Linked DNA regions of Homo sapiens: region 1 is linked to region 2. A link is an interaction called in ENCODE POLR2A ChIA-PET data of the cell type or tissue named here. Cell type or tissue: Panc1. All regions are shown on one strand. Links, peaks and the distances in the headings refer to the core of each region. The heading gives the core; the rest is flanking DNA. Region 1 has its middle 7.6 kb from the start of AGGF1. Region 2 overlaps F2RL1 (F2R like trypsin receptor 1).

The links. ChIA-PET counts read pairs that join two places held together with the same protein. Peaks named below come from ENCODE experiments on the same cell type or tissue, not always from the same donor. Only the 100,000 strongest peaks of a DNase experiment are listed, where the experiment ranks them.
Region 1: POLR2A ChIA-PET joins it to region 2 with 9 read pairs; 4 of 35 experiments call an interaction of 5 or more read pairs at or near these places.

The regions. Positions count from the first base shown.
Region 1 is chr5:77,020,643-77,025,037 of GRCh38, reverse strand. No RefSeq gene overlaps it. Among named protein-coding and RNA genes, the nearest start is that of AGGF1, 7.6 kb to the left of the region's middle. In Panc1, for the core only: no CTCF peak of the experiment used is centred there; no DNase peak of the experiment used is centred there.
Region 2 is chr5:76,820,850-76,825,244 of GRCh38, reverse strand. The region is part of intron 1 of F2RL1 (F2R like trypsin receptor 1); the gene reads right to left. Among named protein-coding and RNA genes, the nearest start is that of F2RL1, 4.0 kb to the right of the region's middle. In Panc1, for the core only: no CTCF peak of the experiment used is centred there; no DNase peak of the experiment used is centred there; H3K4me3 peaks cover 1,687 bases; H3K27ac peaks cover 2,351 bases.

The DNA.
Region 1 (4,395 bases), core at 319-4,318, 200 kb before region 2:
CAGGCAGAGCAAGAATTCAACTCTACTCTGTCTTTTTCTTCTATTCAGGCCGTCAGTGGGTTGGAGAATTCCCATCCACATTGGGGAGGGCCATCTGCTTTACCTAGTTTGGCAATTCAAATGTCTTCTGGAAACAACCTCACACACACACCAGAAATAATATTGAAGGAGATAAATGAGCATCTTGTGGCCCAATCAAGCTGACACATAAAATTAACCATCACACTTTGGAAATTGCATGAATGGCCCCAGTTCTTTATCGGTCTTCTTCCTCATCCTTTGACATGTGATTTTGTGGTTTTCCTCACTAAAAGGGAAGAATCTCCCCTTCACCTTTGAGCTGGTTTGGCCATGTGATTTGCTTTGGTCAGCAGAATGATGTGATGTGCCAGAAGAGTGACACATCTAAGCCTAAGTCCCAAGGCCTTAGTGATTCTGCTTGCCCTCTGGATTTCCTGCCATTGCCACAAGAAGAACATACCCAGGCATGTGTGCTGGTCTCAGGAGAAAGATGAATAATACAGGGAGCAGACCTCTCCTAGCTTAGATGCTCCAGCTAAGTCCAGGCTAGAGCAGAGACTTCAGGAAACCCTCAGACACATTAGCAAGCCTGGTGGTGGTGATCAGCCAGCCCACACATCACCCCTAGGCTTGTGAGAAATAATGAAGGATGGTTGTTTAAAGCCACTGAGGTTTGGGGTGTTTAGTATGCAGCAATAGCTAATTGATACTCAATCTGATCTAGAGCCATTCCAGGAGCCTATGAATTGAATCAGGCTGGAGTTCAAATGCCTGAGATATTATAATATTCCACAACAGAAGAATATTGTCAATTCAATAAAAGCTGATTTATGTCCAATTTCTTTTAGAGTGTCATCAATTTATATTTAATTAATATCCACCTGTCATAATTTATATTGGATATGGTGGGTAGCCAACTTTTCCTTACCTGATTCAACTTTTTGATGCCACAGGAGAATATCTGGGGGAACCATAGCATTTCAATAGTTCTGATTTATTGCCCCATGTTACTTTTGGTCAATTGACCATTACCCGTTTCCTCCCCTGGAGGCCCAAGAAAAAAATGGGGGGATATAACATTAAAACACTGGAGTGATGGTAAAGGAAGCCCGAGGAAGCTAAGTAAGACACTATTCTCCACCCCCAGCTAAAATTCTTACATTTTGTACCTTCCTTTTATGATGGTATAATGAGTTAAAACATTGCTGTGTTACGAATCTTCCCAAGTCCTCCTCCCTTCTACTCTCCCTTAATAATAAGAATTCGAACTCTCAAAGGACAGTCTGTCCCACTGGACCAATTCTAGGTCTTTAGAAGGCAAAATCAATGGTTCATACTAGAGCAGTACTTAAACTCTTTGTGGTGAGGATGTTTTTAAAAATTCTAGTTCATTATGGATTAATATTTTTGTAAGATACAACAAAATGCGTGAGTGAATGGGAGAGGAGAGAATAAGGGATGTAAGAAGGGTTACTGGGCAGTGCGAAATGATGCCCTTTTAATAGTTCTCAAGAAATGCCAAGTCAGTTTGGATTTTTTATTTTAAAAAGTTTTTTTGGCTATTTGAACTGTGCTTTTTTGAATGCAACTGGCCCATTCCAACAGGAATTTTTTAGTGTTAAAATTGGATACCAAATACAAAAATCAGCAATCATTGTTAAATTCTTCTGAGGTTGTTCGTTGCTTGCTGGTGCCTTTCAGGTATCCTACAGCATAAGCAGGAAGGTGCCTGCCTAGTTCTTTAAAAATCACTCAAGCTAGCCCTTGCTCAACTATGTCTAATTGCCTGCTGGTGGGAGCAAAGGTCATATCTTTGCCCTCAGCCTGAACCTGAACATGAGCCTGGGGCTGTAAATAATTATGTTCAAAATATTAAATTATTTCATTTTCTCACAGTCTCCAAGGTTCCTGGGAGTTAAGCCCTTTCTGGCTGCAATTTTAAAAAGTGTTTTTGTGGTAGGCACTGCTAGTTGTCAACCCAACAGCCATATTTTCCTCTTTCTGACAAGAGAACCTGAATTTCGTTTTGGGTAGCAATACACCTAGCTAAAGTCTACATTTCTCACTCTTGTTTGCAGCTAGGTGACCATATGTCAAAGTTTTGGCCAATGAGGTATAAGTAGTAGACTACAGGCAAGGTTTCTGGAAAAGCTGTAGTTTCCTGTTGTATTAGTCCGTTTTCTCACTGCTGATAAAGACATAGCAGAGACTGGGCAATTTACAATAGAAAGAGGTTTAATTGGACTTACAGTTCCACGTGGCTGGGAAAGCCTCACAATCATGGGAGGAGGCAAGGAGGAGCAAGTCACATCTTACATGGAGGTCAGCAGGCAAAAGAGAGAAACCGTGCAGGAAAACTCCCATTTTTAAAATGATCAGATTCAATAATCTCCCACCAGGTCCCTCCCACAACACGTGGGAATTATGGGAACTACAAGATAAGATTTGGGTGGGGACACAGAGCCAAACCGTATCACCTGTTTAAAAAAGATAGATTCAGTCTTTTGTTTTTGCCCTTCTCTTTCTTCTTCTTCTCCCTACCTGAAAGATGGACATTATGCTCAAGGTGGAGAAGCCACTTCCTGACTGTGAGATGAACACCACACCCTAAAGAAAGCAAACCAGAAGGATGGGAGGATCCTGGGATGTTAATGTCACTGTGAACCACCTGTTTCTGAACTTCTTCTTGATTAAGTCACCATAGCAGGGTTTTTATTTCATTCAGCCTAATGTAATGCCTAAATGACATAGTCTTTTTTAATGTAGTTTATCTACTTTGTTAAACATCTCTACTTTGTTAAACATCTTAGTAATTTTTACTAACCTAACTTTTAGGTGAAGCATTTACTGTACTGTCCTCTAGGAACACTTTAAGAGAATTCCAACTGAAGGAATAATTGCTGACATTATGATAAAATAAGAGTAAGTTTAAGAACCTCTGGCTTCCTGGTGCTACTTCCATTAGCTGTGGAAGATTTGAGAACATGCAGGGTTCTTCTTGACCATCTTTTGTTCTTCCTCTGTGTGAATGACCTAGGAAACCTTTCAGTTAAGAAATATATCAGTTGGCTCAGAGTGAAAGTTTTATGTCCTCCAACATTTTCCCCAGAAGTCAAGTGCAGTCATACACCAAATAACATTTTAGTTGATGATGGACCATATATATGACAGTGATCCCATGAGACTATAATGGAGCTGAAAAATTCCTATCACCTAGTGATGTTGTAGCCTCTGTAACGTCATAGCACAATGCATTAACTTTTCTATGTTTACACAGTATTCAGTACAGTCACATGATGTACAGGCTTATAGCTTAGGAGCAACAGATTATACCATGTAGCCTTGGTGTGTAGTAGTAGGCTATACCACCTAGATTTGTGTAAGTCTTTGTGTAAGTACACGCTATAATGTTTACACAATGACAAAATCGCCTAAAACTGATGAATGTCTCAGTATCCCTATTGTAAAGCCACAAAAGACAGTTGTATTAATTGACAAGTCTCCAGCAATTAATACCTTAAAACTTACCAGAAATTTGGTAAAGAAATGTTTGTGAGACTGGGCACAGTGGCTCACGCCTGTAATCTCAGCACTTTGGGAGGCCGAGGTTGGCAGATCACCTGAGGTCGGAAGTTGCAGACCAGCCTGACCAGCATAGAGAAACCCCGTCGCTACTAAAAATACAAAAATTAGCCGTGCGTGGTGCCGCGTGCCTGTAATCCCAGCTACTTGAGAGGCAGGAGAATTGCTTGAACCTGGTAGGTGGAAGTTGCCATGAGCCAAGATCGCACCATTGCACTCCAGCCTGGGCAACAAGAGCGAAACTCCGTCTCAAAAACAAACAAACAAACAAACAAACAAACAAGGGCCGGGCACAGTGGCTCACTCCTGTTATCCCAGCACTTTGGGAGGCCAAGGCGGGCAGATCACGAGGTCAGGAGATCAGACGATCCTGGCCAACATTGTGAAACCACGTCTCTACTAAAAATACAAAAATTAGCCGGGCGTAGTGGTGCGTGTCTGTAATCCCAGCTACTCGGGAGGCTGAGGCAGGAGAAGCACTTGAATCCGGGAGGCGGAGATTGCGGTGAGCTGAGATCCCGCCACTGCACTACAGCCTGGTGACAGGGTTAGACTCCATCTCAAAAAAAAAAAAAAAAGAAAGAAATGTTTGTGAATATTTTTCAACCAGTATGACATAAAAATGCTCCTGGTGTGTTTTGAAGTTTTGGGCTTTTCTCCTTCCCCTTTGACAAATATTAACCAAGAAGTGATATACAGAAGAAGTTGTAATGATAGTGGAAAGAAGAGGGTAACTGGTTGTGTGTGTATGTGCATGCACATATATATATACTACATGGGTTGATGCAAATT
Region 2 (4,395 bases), core at 88-4,087:
TCCTGAGATCAAGAGATCGAGACCATCCTGACCAACATGGTGAAACCCAATCTCTACTAAAAAATACAAAAATTAGCTAAGTGTAGTGCACGCGCCTGTAGTCCCAGCTACTCCAGAGGCTGAGGCAGGAGAATCGCTTGAACCCAGAAGGCAGAGGTTGCAGTGAGCCGAGATCATGCCACTGCACTTCAGCCTGGCAACAGAGTGAGACTCTGTCTCAAAAAAAAAAAAAAAAAAAAATTATAATGTACAATTTGCAAAATCTGAAGTCTAGAAGGATATCCACCAAACAATAAAAAGTGGCTGGCTCTGTGGAGTAGAATAGCTGGGGACAAGAGAACTTTTCTTTTTATTTTACACCTCTCTATATTATTTGAATTTTGTATCTCAAAGGAATATAAATTGATATAATATTTTTGGTGGGTAATTTGGCAAAACATATCAAAATTTTAAATGTATTTGCCATATGACCTAGCAATTTACTTCTAGGAATTTGCCCTGCACCTACCAGCTAAAGTGCACAAAGCTATTTTATGTACTAGAATATTCACTGGAACATTGTTTAGCATGGTAAAACAATGTTAATTTCAACATCTATCAAAAAGGGGAGTAGTTCAGGCCCTGGCAGGGTGGCTCACGCCTGTAAACCCAGCACTTTGGGAGGCTAAGGCGGGCGGATCATGAGATCGGGAGTTTGAGATCAGCGTGGCCAACATGGTGAAACCCCGTCTCTACTAAAAATACAAAAATTAGCTGGGTGTGGTGGCGGGCACCTGTAATCCCAGCTACTTGGGAGGCTGAACCTGGGAGGCTTGAACCTGGGAGGCGGAGGTTGCAGTGAGCTGAGATCACACCACTGCACTCCAGCCTGGGTGACAGAGCAAGACTTCATCTGGGGTTCGGGGATGGGCGGGAAGAGGGGAGTAGTTCAGGCCAGGCATAGTGGCAACCTAGCCATAGCCCCAGCTACTTGGGAGCTCCGTCTAAAAAAAAAATTAGCTGGGGGTGAGCTATGATCCTGCCACTGCACTCCAGCTTGGGTGACAGCCAGACCCAGTCTCTTTAAAAAAAAAAGGGGGGGGGGGTGTGGTGGGGAGGACTAGTTCAATTACCCCCCTATAAAAGTTTGTACAGGGTCGGCGCAGTGGCTCACGCCTGTAATCCCAGCACTTTGGGAGGCCGAGGCAGGTGGGTCACGAGGTCAGGAGACCGAGACCATCCTGGCTAACACGGTTAAACCCTGTCTCTACTAAAAATACAAAAAATTAGCCGGGCATGGTGGCGGGCGTCTGTAGTCCCAGCTGCTTGGGAGGCTGTGGCAGGAGAATGGCATGAACCCGGGAGGCAGAGCTTACAGCGAGCTGAGATAGCGCCCCTTCACTCCAGCCTGGGCGACACGGCAAGACTCCGTCTCAAAAAAAAAAAAAAAAAGTTTGTACAGATTTCTATAAACTGACTATGAATCGATTAGGTAAAAAAGATAAATAAATCATAGCACAGTATGTACAGTACGGTATGCTCCTTCTATTCCTATAAATCATTTGTGCATAGAGAAGTTGAGCTGATGGCCAGGAATAGTGACTCACACCTATAATCCCAGCACTTTGGGAGGCCAAGGCGGGCGGATCACTTGAGGTCAGGAATTCAAGACCAGCCTGGCCAACATGGCAAAATTCTGGCTTTACTAAAAATGCAAAAATTAGCTGGAGGTGTTGGCGCGCATCTGTAATCCCATCTACTTGAGAGGCTGAGGCAGGAGAATCACTTCAACCTGGAAAGCGCAGGTTGCAGTGAGCTGAGATCACATCACTGCACTCCAGCCCTCCAGCCTGGGCGACACAGCGAGACTCCATCTCAAAAAAAAAAAAAAAAAACCAACCAACCAAACAAACAAAACCCGAGAAGTTGTGCTGAGATTGGAGACCAGAAAGAATGAGAGATTTTCACTTTTTTTTAGACCCTTCTGATTTACACAATTTTGGGAAAATCTGCGTGTAAAACTTTTTTTTTTTTTTGAGACTGAGTCTCACTCTGTTGCCCCGGCTGGAGTGCAGAGGCACGATCTCGGCTCACTGCAAGCTCGACCTCCCGGGTTCACGCCATTCTCCTGCCTCAGCCTCCCAAGCAGCTGGGACTACAGGCGCCCGCCACCATGCCCGGCTAATTTTTTGTATTTTTAGTAGAGACAGGGTTTCACCATGTTAGCCAGGATGGTCTTGATCTCCTGACCTTGTGATCCACCCGCCTTGACTTCCAAAGTGCTGGGATTACAGGCGTGAGCCACCACGCTTGGCCTAAAACTTTTAATTTAATTTTTATTTTAAGTATACTCCTCTTGTGGCCCAACCTCCCCATCAAACCAAGTGTAAAACAAGCACTTTACTTGCATTAGTTCTCTTCCTTTCACCCTCTCTTCTCTATGATCCCCTCACCCCAAATGTCCTTTTTTGCTCCCAATCTTTGGGAGCACAGACTGAAAAATAAAGGTTTCAATTGTGGGGTGCCCCTCCCTAGCTAAACTTTTAGTACATTTTCAGAAGTGTTCTTTCAGAATGAACTGTTTTCTTCAACACTTGCCAAGCTAATAAAACCATAAGAAAGTCAAATACAGATTTACTAAAACATCATCTATCAAGGTTATTTAGTAACTACAAAGCAAGCAAAAGGATCAAATTTAAAGTCCTATCTTCCAGTTCATTGCAGTGTTCTGTCATATTACAAAACTTTGGCCAGGCACGGTGGCTCATGCCTATAATCCCAGCACTTTGGGAGGCTGAGGCAGGTGGATCACTTGAGGTCAGGAGTTCAAGATCAGCCTGGCCAACGTGGCGAAACCCCGTTTATACCAAAAACACAAAAATTAGTTGGATGTGGTGGTGTGCGCCTGTAGTCCCAGCTACTCCAGAGGCTGAGGCATGAGAATCACTTAAACCTGGGAGGCAGAGGTTGCAGTGAGCCGAGATCGTGCCACTGCACTACAGCCTGGGCAACAGAGTGAGATTCTATCTCAGGGGGAAAAAAAAAATGGAAATACCACATGTCTATCAACAAAGGACTAATTTTAAAATTGATGCATCCTTCTGTAACATTTTGGAGTCATTAAAAATGTTTTATATGTATTGACATGATACTGATGTGCTTATATAATCCCATACTTGCACAAACATATTTTCTGTATTTGTGAATACATATTTTGTGCATGGATGTAATAAAGAGTGGGAAAATATATAAGCCGAAATATTAGCGGTGGCTACTTTGGTACTGAAGTTCAGGGTGATTTAATTAAATGTTTCCTTTTTTTGTTTTGGCTCATTTTTCCCTCGAGTGATCACATATTGTTTTTATAATTTAAAAAACAATTATAGGTAGGGCGCAGTAGCTCATGCCTGTAATCCCAGCACTTTGGGAGGCTGAAGGTGGGTGGATCACCTGAGGTCAGGAGTTTGAGATCAGCCTGACCAATATGGTGAAACCCTGTCTCTACTAAAAATACAAAAATTAGCTGGGGGTGGTGGTGCGTGCCTGTCGTCCCAGCTACTCGGGAGGCTGCAGCAGGAGACTTCCTTGAGCCCGGGAGAGGTGGAGGTTGCAATGAGCCAAAATTGCACCACTGCACTCAAGCCTGGGCAACCGAATGAGAGTCAAAAAAAAAAAAAACCCAAAAAACCAAAAAAACAAAAAAAAACCACCAAACCAATTATAAAGAAAACAGAAGTTCCAGTCTCCAAAAGATAAATGGAATGACCTAGGCCTGTAACATGGTGGAAAAAAATAAGTAAGTGGCAGAGAGAAGCTGACTGAAATGAACACCACATGGACCAGCCAGGGTACTCTGGGCAAGACTCCTCACTTCATTCATTTGCTATTTACTGAGGTCCCGTAGGTGATGAGACTATGCTAGACGTGATGGAAAGGATGGTAGGGCCCCCTGCCTCCAGGAGTTAACGATGCAGTGAGGACACATATTAAGCATGTTTACCCAAATAATTATCAATTACTATTGTAAAGGGAAAGAGAAGCCCTGATTTCCAAGTGTTTTCCTTGCCTTGCCTCCTCAATTCAGTGTCCTTCACCTGTACCCTGAGAAGGTTGTGATCTCGGCTGAGTTCGTTTCTATGAGGCAGTCTTTTGGAGTGAGGCTTTGGGAAGAAAATCAAACCCCAAATCGGCCCTGCAGCCACCTGAGGGGCACGCAGAAGGACCGGCTAAAAAGCGAGTGAGCAAAGACCCACCCTGAGGGCAGAAAAGCTTTGCTAACACTGTATTTCTTATTAAAATCAATTTAGTTTTAAGGTGGGAGGAAAGCTCCATCTGCCTAAATCAATTGTCAGTGTTACTTCACTAACCCTTTGGGAAAGTTACTTTGCAAGGGAATAAAAGTATGGTGGGGGGAGG